Regions from separate parts of the Homo sapiens genome. Here region 2 is linked to region 1. Evidence: read pairs that join two places in POLR2A ChIA-PET (ENCODE). Cell type or tissue: OCI-LY7. All regions are shown on one strand. Each heading gives the region's core, and the rest is flanking DNA. Links, peaks and the distances in the headings are about the cores only.

The links. ChIA-PET counts read pairs that join two places held together with the same protein. Peaks named below come from ENCODE experiments on the same cell type or tissue, not always from the same donor. Only the 100,000 strongest peaks of a DNase experiment are listed, where the experiment ranks them.
Region 2: POLR2A ChIA-PET joins it to region 1 with 5 read pairs; 2 of 35 experiments call an interaction of 5 or more read pairs at or near these places.

The regions. Positions count from the first base shown.
Region 1 is chr11:13,784,029-13,790,078 of GRCh38, reverse strand. LINC02548 (long intergenic non-protein coding RNA 2548) reads right to left here and starts at 5,693. Exons shown (of 4, transcript NR_149108.1): 1 at 5,681-5,693; 2 at 4,626-4,688; 3 at 3,966-4,089. In OCI-LY7, for the core only: no CTCF peak of the experiment used is centred there; a DNase peak (open chromatin) is centred at 3,138.
Region 2 is chr11:14,481,996-14,488,045 of GRCh38, reverse strand. It overlaps COPB1 (coat protein complex I subunit beta 1), which reads left to right. Exons shown (of 22, transcript NM_001144061.2): 7 at 1,542-1,679; 8 at 4,895-5,014. Among named protein-coding and RNA genes, the nearest start is that of COPB1, 15 kb to the left of the region's middle. In OCI-LY7, for the core only: no CTCF peak of the experiment used is centred there; no DNase peak of the experiment used is centred there.

The DNA.
Region 1 (6,050 bases), core at 585-5,584:
ACAGATCTGGAGGTTGGCAGGTTAAGGCTAAGCTCTACTCCTGTGTCTCTCACTGTCTAAGCCAACAGGCCAGCCCGCATGTTCTTTTCATGGGGATGGCAAAATCTCTGGGAAGCAATTAGAAGTATGTATGGCCTCTTGTGCCTAGGCTTGAAACTAGCACATCCTCACTTCCACCTCATTCCATTAGCCAAAGCAAGTGATGAGAATGGAAACAACCCAAATGTCCATGAGAAGCTGAATGGATAACAAACTATAACATATTTGTACAATGGTATGTTATTCAACAATAAAAACTACCAAATTGCTGACATGCACAACATGGAGAATAGAAAGGGATATTTGAAAAGATACATAAGAAGTCCCCAAAGCCTTCTTACAGAGCAGAACATAATGAATGCCAAGCAGGACCATTATCTCAGTTTGTTGTTTCCCCCTCCCCCATACCCCATGGAGTGGAGTACAAAACAAGGTACCTTCTCAGACATCCCTACCAGCAATTAACTTTTCTTTCCTGACTCACTTCCTCAATGCTCCAGCCCAGACACTTGTAGCTCCCCTGTGTGGAAGGGAAGCAATTACTCTATACGTGTTTTTCCAAAGTTATTGTTGAAGCTCAGGCCCAGCTTTAAAGTTCCAAAACAAAACAAAATTACATATTTTATTTTCTTTGCATTTCTACCATAACAATCCAACTTGAGGGATGAGAATGCTGAAGTCTAGTTTAAGAGAGGCTTGGTGGCGGGGAGAAAGGAAGGGAAGAGAAATTGTAGAGGTAAAACATGTCAGTTATTATTTTAAAGTATTAACCCACCTCATTTACTTCTTGGAATAAAATATTTCCTTTAACAAGAAGTTTAAAAACATATGTTCTTTCTTAGGGAGAAAAAAAATGAATCTTCCTTAAGGCTTTCCATTTTATGGAAACATCACCATCAGTGGGAGATCCCTGGTTAGCACTCTTTGGTTCCTTTGTTGAAGTTGTCAACCCTTTTCACAAGCTACATTTCCCTTTTTTTCCCCAAAGAAATACCATGGCTCTGAAAACATTCTCAATGAGCAGCCTTTGGTAATGGAAAGAGACAACAATGAGTTGATGTTTGATGCTTCCCATAAATACCCCCACTGACCCCCAATATGTCAGGCTTCTTAGGTATCCTGAGCCGGAAGCCCCTGATGGAGGAGAAGGGTGATATTTCAAATACTCCTCATTAAAAATATAGAAAGTATCCTAGAACCAAACAATCCAACACCTGAAACTAATTTTTTGACATGTTCATGGGCTTTAATGACAGCTTCATTAATTGAGTGTAGTCACAGGGGGGAAAAATCATGTTTTTCTTAATGACCTGCCAGATGATGGATTTGTTTGGTTATTTACTTTACTCTGAAAAATTTCAAAGGAAGGAAAGAGAAAGAAGGACAAGCTCTGGGTGTCACATCATAACTGAGCTTGACCAAGAGGCTTCTTGGAGTCTCAATGGTGAGTCAATCTGAAAATGATGAGGTGGGCTGGGCAGATTAAGGAAGCAGTGTGATATTCTTGCTAGGAGCCTTGCTACTCAGTAAGGTTCATGGACCAGTGGCATTGGCTTACTGGAAGCTGATTATAAATGCACCATCTTAGGCCCTACCCCACATCTACCGAATAGAAATCTGCATTGAACAAGATCCTTCAGTGATTCTCAGGCTCATTTTGAGAAGCACTGGTTAAGAGCATGAGATTTCCAGTGAACTTAGGTGAGGATTCCAACTTCACTTACTGCTAGCTGTGAATAAGGCACAATTGAGCCTGTCTCAGCCACAGTTTTTAATCTGTAAAACAGGCGTAATATCTACCTCACTGAACTGTGAGATTAAACAAAATAAGCACTTAGCATAATTCCAGGTATGTAATACATTTTGTATAAACGGTAAGTAACAGTACTATTGGGGCTTCTCTCATCCATTCATTTTTGAAATCGGGCAGAACTGTCTTCAAATCCAAGTTTTACAACTTAAGAGCTATATGATCTTAGTTATGTTATCTAACTTTTCTAGGCTTCGATCTCTCCATCTGCAAAATGGGCATAATTTAAATGTCAGGGCATCTCAAGCCTTAAGCTACAGACCAATTACATAAGTGAAGTCATAAAACTTCCAGAGATCTCTGCAACTACAGGGCTTGCCCTCACTCACTCTTGTGCGGAGTCTACAGATGCCGTCTCTGTTCCTCCTCATGTCTTCCCTGGTGCAAAGTTTGGGTCTGTTACCAGTTTTCACAAGAAATCCACTTACTCCAAATGTTCTGTGAGTTGGGTAGAATTTCCTAAGGATTTGGGCAGTGGGTCACAAGGAAAGATCATATTGCACACAACATAGTCTTATGCCATCATCTGGCCCTTTCCCTTTATATTAGTTCATTCTCACTGTGCTATAAAGAACTGCCCAAACTAGGTAATTTATAAAGGAACCAGGTTTAATTGACTCACAGTTCCGTATGGCTAGGGAGGCCTCAGAACACTTACAATTACGGCGGAAGGCAAAGGGGAAGCAAGGATCTTCACGTGGCAGCAGCAGGGAGAAGAGTGATGAGTGAACAGGGAAGAGCCCCTTGTAAAACCATCAGATCTCGTGAGAACTCACTCACTACCACGAGAACAGCATGGGGGGAAACCAACCCCATGATTCAATTAGCTCCACCTGGTTTCTGTCTAGATACATAGAGATTATGGGGATTATAATTCAAGATGAGATTTTGGGTGGGGACACAGTCAAACCATATCACCCTTCTCCCCCTCATCTACCCTCGTTACAGCTCCCCTCAGGAAAGAAAAAATTTCTCTCTTCATCATCCAGAAGGAAGCTCAGCTTTAGAAGATGTAGTGGGACAAGCTGTTTGTTCTCATTCTAGTGCCACTACTACTGTTTACTCTCTCTGGGCCTCCATTTTCTCATCCCTAAAATAGTCAAGAGTTTCTCAATCACAGGGATGGCATGAGAACTAAAGGAGCTGTTAAAATGCTTCTGGAGTGCCTGGTACACAGTGGGTTGCTGGTTATTAAGTGATTGCATCCTGACTCCAATCCTCTCTTCTTCACTCTGCTTTCTGATGCTGGGACTAGCCTCTGCAATTCCCTTTGCTGGCTCCTGTCAGGCTCTTCCTGTCAGGTATGCCACAGCAGTTTGAACGTTGGAGGAGTGAAGGACACTTCCTCCTTGCCAATTGCTACCTGATCCTATCAGCATTGCCACCAGCAACATTGCTTCGCCCTGGCAGCACAGCAATGGATTCCAGGAGCACAGGCCGTTCTAGTTTGCAATCATTCCACACTTTTAGAACCAGCTTCCTGGTGCCTCTCAGAAATACAGCAGCAGCCACCACACCTGCTCCTCTGAAGTCAGAATTTCAGCTCCGTGGAGCCTCTTCTGCAGGCTCCAAGCTCAGAGCCCTTGGTCTATTTGAGAAGTGCCTAATCCTTAGAGGGCTAAGCCCCAACTCTGCAGACCCCTCCTATAAGCGTTTACATTTTAGTAATCCCTACATCTTTCGTTTGTTCCCCCATCCCTAGGGTAGCTTCTGGCAGCTACTGCCTTTGTGATACCTCAGTATCCCCCTTTTGGCTTTTCAGTTCTCCTCCACCTGGCAAATAGCTAAAACAATAACCAGGTTTCTAACAGGATACTTTCTGATATAGACCATATGTAAAAAAAAAATTAGTTTCCTTCCAGAAAATAAAATCTACCTTTTAAATATCAAGTTTTGCCACCAATAAGGATATTCACAAGAACATGCCAATGGCTTTGAAAGCAATTTCCAAAGGAAAAATTTTAAACTATTTTGGGTTCTGACGGCATCGTTGGTATAGAACCATAATCCCAAACATTTGGGAAAAAAGAGTTGAAACACGTTTCTAGGGAAAAAAAATGCAGACTTAGGCTTATCTCTCATGGCAGAGCTGATACATGATCTAGAGAGATGTTACCTGTGTAGACACAAGTGTAGGCAAGACCAGGGAAGAGCCCTGATGCAGCAGGTGCAGGATGTCACATTTCCAGAGGTCAAGGAGGTCATGGGCCAAAGTTAAAATCCATGGAATTTAAGAGAACCTGGAAATAGCAGTTTGGTGAGTGATGCCAAAAAGTCTAAGTTGACCATACTTTAATAACTGCTGGCCATGACTTAAACAGAAATCAAAATGGAACTGAAAATAATGTTTTATATGTATTTGTAAATTTTAGTTTTTGAGACAGATGTACTCTGTCACCCAGGCTGGAGTGCAGTGGCACAATCACAGCCCACTGCAGCCTCAAACCCTGGGGCTCAACCGACCCTCCCGCCTCAGTCCCCTGTGTAGCTGAGACCACAGGCATTTGCCACCATACCCAGCTAATTTTTTTACTTTTTGTAGAGACAGGGTCCCACTATGTTGCCCATGATAGTCTCAAACTCCTGAGCTCAAGCCATCCTCCCACCTCGGCCTCCCAAAATGCTGGGATTACAGGTGTGAGCCACCATACCTGGCCTGTTTTATATTTATTTAATTAGTAAAGATAAATGGAAAGTGTATGTCAGTGATCTTGCTCTACAACTGGTACCTTGCACAAAGCTGGTGGCAGTGTACACAGAGCAAAATGATAATCACCTGAAAGAGCCACAGCAATGTTGATCTCCTTTGACCCAGTCATTCCATTACTGAAAATTAATCCTAGAGAAGTGAAAAGAATTTTTAAAAACCTACATTTGTGAATATATTCATTGAAGTGTTATATACAAGAATGAAAAATAAGATCATGCAATTAGTAAATAAAAGGAGAATAACCAAAATGTCATTCACTTGATGAAGATTATGTAAAAAACGTGGAGGATTTTTGTGGTGTGATATTCAGTAGAAGAAATCAGGGAATCAAATATAGAGGAGACAAAAAGAAAGGATACAAGAACAAAGGTTCAGTAATGTTGCTCTCTGTTACCACAGGGATGAGCATAAGGAACACTCTGAGGGTCTTGTTCCAAGGCACCATGCCAACAAAAGGCGGCTGGGCAAGCTGGGCAGAATACAGAAGCCATTCATAAACCTTCGCCACCTGTGGTATAGGGTGGACTAGACCTTCTGGTCTTAAATGAAGAATAATTTTCATAATCTTTGGGAACGTGCGTGTGTTTCACTAAAGGAAAGATAGTTTTGTTACAGATTGCAATCCCTCTCTTCCATAATAAGCAGAATAATTTTGAGGTTACACTGTAGGTTCTTTCTCCCATCAGATCAATCCTGAAGGTGGTCTTGCTCCAGGAGTAGGAGAAAGGAAAGAGAATGAAGGGTAGAATCGGAGCACACTGTAGCAAGCATGTGTGGAAGATTTAGTATATCTCAAGGAGGGAAGGGAGTGATAGACCACTGAGTTAAACAGCTGGTCAGTGAAAAACAGCCATATGCATTGGCCAACCAATTAGTTCAAGAGAAAATTGGCTGCAGGTGGTAAGTTAAGAGCCAAGCGTGGCCTCTGACCAAAGGGGTTTTACCAGCACTTGGTGTTTGACCTTCCAGGAGCTTTGGCTTGCTGTAAAAAAAGCTTGGAAGACTGACTTCCTATCAGCCTCAGTGACCCCCAGAGTTCTAAAAGCTACGTGGAATTTGGCTACTGTATAAATCATACAAGAAGTTATTCCAAATAGAGGAGAGAATGAAGTTGTGATTACCAGGTATGGAGAGAAATTCAGTTTTCCTGAAGACATTTGCTATGAGTGCAGAAAATCCACAAGGGTCAATTTGCTAATTGAGATTATCTGTCAGTCTTTAGCATTGGAGAATAGCCAGGGTTGGAGGACCCCCCCATGGCAATAGGCTGGTTTTCTTGGTTGCTGGGAGATGAAGAGGATGAAACGATCTACCTGAGTTAGAAACCTGCCTCAAACTTGTTTGTTCAGCAAGCATTTGCTGAGCCCTTGCTGTACATGTGGCCCATATTCCATTAGGAGAGGCAAACACTGAGACAATTTCAGCAGAAGGTAAATGCTTGTCTGGATGTTTGTGCCTCTCCATGCCCTAAAAACTCCTATGCTGAAACCT
Region 2 (6,050 bases), core at 402-5,401, 700 kb before region 1:
AGGAAATCTAAAACCAGCTAAGAATTTTGGATTTTTAAATCAAATACTATATTGGCAACACTTTACTATGATATATCCTTTGAAAGAGTTGGTTACATCTTAATGTTCTGATAAAAGGTACAAGAAGATCCAACTTTGCTATTGATACCATTAGAGGCCAACAAAACATAGGTCCAGATGGCTTTATTAAATATGATAGTATGGTCAAAACACCGGTAGACATTACTAACTGATTATAGCTGTCTTGCTTCTGTAAGAAAGGGGCTCCTCTTAACACAAGGTACCAGTAGTTTGGAATGGGAATTTAAGATGAAACCAAGACTTACTGTACAGTTTTTTTTTGTTTTTTTTTTGTTGTTTTTTGTTTTTTTTGGGCAGAGTCTCACTCTATTGCCCAGGCTGGAGTGCAGTGGTGCGATCGCGGCTCACTGCTGCCTCTACCTCCTGGGCTCAAGCGATTCTCCTGCCTCAGCCTCCTGAGTAGCTGGGATTACAGGTGCACGCCACCGTATCCAGCTAATTTTTGTATTTTTAGTAGAGACGGGGTTTCACCATGTTGGCCAGGCTGGTCCCAAACTCCTGACCTCGTGATCTGCCCACCTTGGCCTCCCAAAGCGCTGAGATTACAGGCGTGAGCCACCATGTCCAGCCTATAGTTCTTTTTAATTCATGTGTATAGTTTAGGATACCACTGAGGTTCTCAAAATTAGCGGTTCCCTGCTATCTAATGACTTAAGTAGGGTCCATGTTATAGTAAAAGGAAATAACTTTTAAGTCATGTCCATGTAATAGAGTTTTGACTATATATATTTTAGGAAAATCTACTACAAATACTGACTTCAAAAGAGAAAAAATAAGGGATATTTACTATACAAGTAAAGGTATCAGGATACATTTAGAATGGGATAGAAATTTTTAGTTTTCTCTCCAATGTTGAATATAGTCTCAAATAATAAGTAGTAGTACTTGGGAAAAATGTGTTATCTTTCTTGCTTGAAAAACTGGTATTTTCCTTTTATTAGCTATTGAGATTTATATCATCCGTCATGTTTCCCTTTGGCATCCAGAATAAACATTTAGGACCAAATTTAATATCCTGTGACAGTACCCATATTAGTGTACTGGGTTAATGTGTCCTTACTTTTGTTACTTTACATTTTCTTTTTCTCTTTCACTTGTGTATAGCATACACATTTTAAGTCATCAGAAAACCTTTTACGAAACAGTAAAAATATAAATTATGATGGGATGAATAAATAAGTGCACAGCTGTAAAAATTATTTTGTTCACACCATCCTATCTAGTAAAGCCATTTCTTATCTATGTTTTTGTTGGCCTCTAACTTGCTTCTTTCTGAAATTACTGATGTTGTGTCATAGTGTCTCATCCCATTTTGTCTGATATTTTCATGTCCTCATAAGACTGTTCTTAGCTTTCATATTGAGAAAACTAGCATCCCATAAGCTGACATTCATGAAAAAACTCCATTTGAAAACAAGCGTTCCTGAAATCGGTTGAAATGTTAATGTTTTCTTCTCCAGGTCTGTCATGCTAATCCATCAGAAAGAGCTCGTTTTATTCGCTGCATCTATAACTTATTACAGTCATCCAGCCCTGCTGTAAAATATGAAGCTGCTGGGACATTAGTGACACTCTCTAGTGCACCAACTGCAATCAAGGTACTGTGTATTTCTTTTGGGGCCAGATTAGATGATAGATTTTCTGTCTTAGCACTCATGATTTAGTGACATTTCAATTCACTATGTGGTTACATGGCACAGAGAGAATAACTACAAACTTATAAAATTATTTGATGCCTTACATTGTTCAGCCTTCCTTCTTTTCTTCCTTCCTGCTTTCATACACACATATATAGATACAGACAGAGAATGACAGTACAGTTAACCTCTGACAACACAGGTTCGAACTGCGCAGGTCCACTTATACATGGACTTTTTTTCTACCTCTGCTACTCCTGAGACAGCAAGACTAATCCCTCTTCCTCTTCCTCCTCCTCCTCCTCAGCCTACTCAGTGTAAAGAGGTTGGGGATGAAGACCTTTATGATGATCTACTTCCTCTTAATGAGTAGTAAATATTTTCCTTATGCTTTTCTTAACATTTTCTTTTTTCTAGCTTACTTGATAAGAATACATTATATAATACATTTAACATACAAAATATGGGTTGTTTTGTTTTGTTTTGAGACAAGGTATTGCTTTGTCACCCAGGCTGGAGTGAGGCAATCTTGGCTCACTGCATCCTCCACCTCCTGGGTTTAAGCAATTCTCCTGCCTCAGCTTCCCGAGTAGCTGGGATTACAGGTGCCCACCGCTATGCCCAGCTAATTTTTTGTGTTTTTAGTAGAGATGGAGTTTCACCATGTTGGCCAGGCTGGTCTTGAACTCCTGACCTCAAGTGATCCGCTAACCTCGGCTTCCCAAAATGCTGGGATTACAGGCGTAAGCCACCGCGCCTGGCCACAAAACATGTTTTAATCAACTGTGTCATTGGTAAGGCTTCTGGCCAACAGTAGGTTATTAGTAGTTAAGTTTTTGGGGAGTCAAAAGTTACGTGCGTGGCTGGGCACAGAGGCTAACACCTAAAATCCCAGCATTTTGGGAGGCCAAGCTGGGAGGATTGCTTAAAACCAGGAGTTTGAGACCAGCCTGGGCAACAAAGAGAGACTCTATCTGTACAGAACCTTTTTTTTTTAATTAGCTGGTGCTAGGTGTGGTGGTGCATGCCTGGAGTCCCAGTACTTTGGGAGGCCAAGGTGGGATGATCGTTTGAGGCCAGGAGTTCGAGGTTGCAGTGAGCTATCGTGGTGCCACTGTACTCCAGCCAAGGCAACAGAGAAAGACAAAAAATAATATGAATTAGCTGGGCATGGTGGTGTGTGCTTATAGTCCCAGCTATTCTGAAGGCTGAGGCATGAGGATAGCTTGAGCCCAGGAGTTCAAGACTGCAGTTAGCTATCATTACTCCAGCCTAGGTGAAACAGTGAGACCCTGTCTCTAAGAAAATAAAAATTAAAAGAAAAATGTTACATGTAGATTTTAAGTTTTAGTGAGTGTTTTCAATAATAGAGTATTTACCTTTCTCCCTTTCTCTAATTTATTCTATCAAGACTATATCATCAGCCCCTAATCTATTCAGAGAATGAGCTGTTCTAAAAGCCAAATTGTTTAAATTGGAGAATTTACTGCTTTACCCAAAACTTGAACTTTTTTTAATTTTTGATTTTGAAATAATTTTAAACTTACAGAAAAATTGCATAGTACAAAGTTCTTTTCTGTTGTTGTTTTTTTGTTTTGTTTTTGTTTTTTGAGACGGAGTCTCACTCCGTCGCTCAGGTTGGAAGATACTGGTGGGATCTTGGCTCACTGCAACCTCCGCCTCCCAGATTCAAGTGATTCTCCTGCCTCAGCCTCCTGAGTAGCTGGGACTACAGGCGCATGCCACCACACCCAGCTAATTTTTGTATTTTCGGTAGAGACAGGGTTTCACCATGTTGGCCAGAATGGTCTCGATCTCCTGACCTTGTGATCCACCCGCCTCGACCTCCCAAAGTGCTGGGATTATAGGCATGAGCCACCATGCCCGATGAGGACAACATTCTTATATATTCTTCACCCAGCCTTTCTCATATGTTCACATTTTCTATAATCATATAATTGTCAAAACTACAAAATTAACATCAGAACAATATTATTAACCAAACTACAGGCTTTATTCATATTTCATCAGTTTTCCCACTGACGTCCTTTTTTTGTTCAGGATCTAACCTAGGATCCCATATTGTATGCAGTGGTCATATCGTAGTCTCCTCCAATCTGTGCTAGTTCTTAGTCACTTATTATTTTTCATGACCTTGACGCATTTGAAGAATACTGGCTGGTTTGTTTGTAAAATATCCCGTAACTTGGGTTTGTCTGATGTTTTCTCAGATTGAGGTTGTACATTTTTGGAAAGAATACCACAGAAGTGATGTGTCCTTCTTAGTGTATCTTACCAAGGAGTACATGATGTCTGTATGTCTTATTACTGATGATGTTAACCTTGATCAGTGAAGGTGCTGTCTGCCAGATCTTCCAGTTTTATGATTTCTTCTAGTGTAATCAGTACATGTTGTAGGGGGAGATACTTTGAAACTATGCAAATATGTTGTTCCTCAAATTCACACCTACTTATTTTAGCATCCATCAGTGGATTTTCTTACAATTATTGCTTTGGTATTCTAATGGTGGTTTTCTATTTCTCTCATTCAGTATTTATTTATTGGAATTCTTATGCAAGGAAGGGCTGTTCTTTCTCTTCCCTCCCTCCCTTCTTTTCCTTCCTTCTTTCTTTGTATCAGTATGGACATTTTATTCTATCATTCTAAAATACTTTACACATTTTTTGTCTTATTAATAGTTATTATAAATACTAAAATATTTTAACAACTCTGGGTGATCTTTATATTCTTGTTGTTTGTGTACTGCAATGCAGATGAGTTAGACTTTGCCTCTAAACTGAAATATGCTTAATCGATGTACTTCTTGGGATTCTTTTCCTGCATTTTTCTGGCTTGTTCCTTAGTTTTAACCCTTAAATTTTGGCTGTTAGTAAGTATGTCTACCTATAGCAGCTTTTTTTCATCCTTTTAATTTGTAATGCCTCTAATCTTCTGTAAGTTTGAAAAATAACAAGGGACTAGAGGAACCCATTCCTCAGAACAAAATGTATAATATATAAACTCTAGTACAGGGATTAATTAATGAGTGTATTTTGGCTTCATGGGAGTGTGTGTGTGTGTGTGTGTGTGTGTGTGTGGTGTGCGCGCGCATGCTTATTTTCAAATTTTATGATAGATGAATAACTTCTTAAAATGTATTTCTTTTTTTATATAGGCTGCTGCTCAGTGTTACATTGATTTAATTATTAAGGAGAGCGACAACAATGTAAAACTCATAGTTTTGGATCGCTTGATAGAATTAAAAGAGCATCCTGCTCATGAACGAGTACTACAGGTAAGTGTTATCTGAAAAAGAGAGATCCTAAATAAAATGTTTTTCAAATTTAGGTCATTCTCAAGCTTTGCCCATCTTGGTTAACCTAAATGCTTGGAAACTGAGCAGTTTATATTTTGATCAGCTAAAGTGTTAACTATTGAGTCATCATAGCCTTTTGGGGTATTATCTTTACCACAAAAAATATTTCTAAAATGGCTGGACGCGGTGGCTCACGCCTGTAATCCCAGCACTTTGGGAGGCAGAGGCGGGCACATCATCTGAGGTCAGGAGTTTGAGACCAGCCTGGCCAACATGGTAAAACCCTGTCTATACTAAAAATAACAAAAATTAGCTGGGTGTGGTGAAGTGCGCCTGTAATCCCAACTACTTGGGAGGCTGAGGCAGGAGAATCACTTGAACCCAGGAGGCAGAGGTTGCAGTGAGCTGAGATCGTGCCACTGCACTCCAGCCTGGGCAACAGAGTGAGACTCTGTCTCAAAAAAAAAAAATGTTTTTCTAAAGTGAATCAGTATTATATTTTTTTATCTTTTCGGTTTGTACTGTATTGACTATTCTTAGCGACAGTGACATACTCATTTTAATTTGAATATAATTTACATTTCGTGGAAAATTATTATACCAATTGAGAATAAAAGGTGATCTGATTCTAGAAAATTATCACCATATTTGTTTAATCCATGAGAATAATAATGGTTATAAAAATAAAACCCCATGGCAGGTAAATGCAGTGCTGATCTTGGATCAGAACAACAGCAACAACAAATTTCTATGAAGGACATTATTGGGACAGATTGAGAAATATGAATATGGTGTGTATATTAGTTAATAGTATTGATCAGTGTTAAATTCTCTGATAATTATAATGTGGTTATATAAGAAATTATCCTTACCCTTGAGAGAGATACACTAAAATTATCAGCAGTAAAGAGCAAATGTGGGCCAGGTGTGGTGGCTCATGCCTAAAATCGCAGCACTTTGGGAGGCTGAGGCAGGTGGATCACCTGAGGTCAGGAGTTCGAGACCACCCTGACAA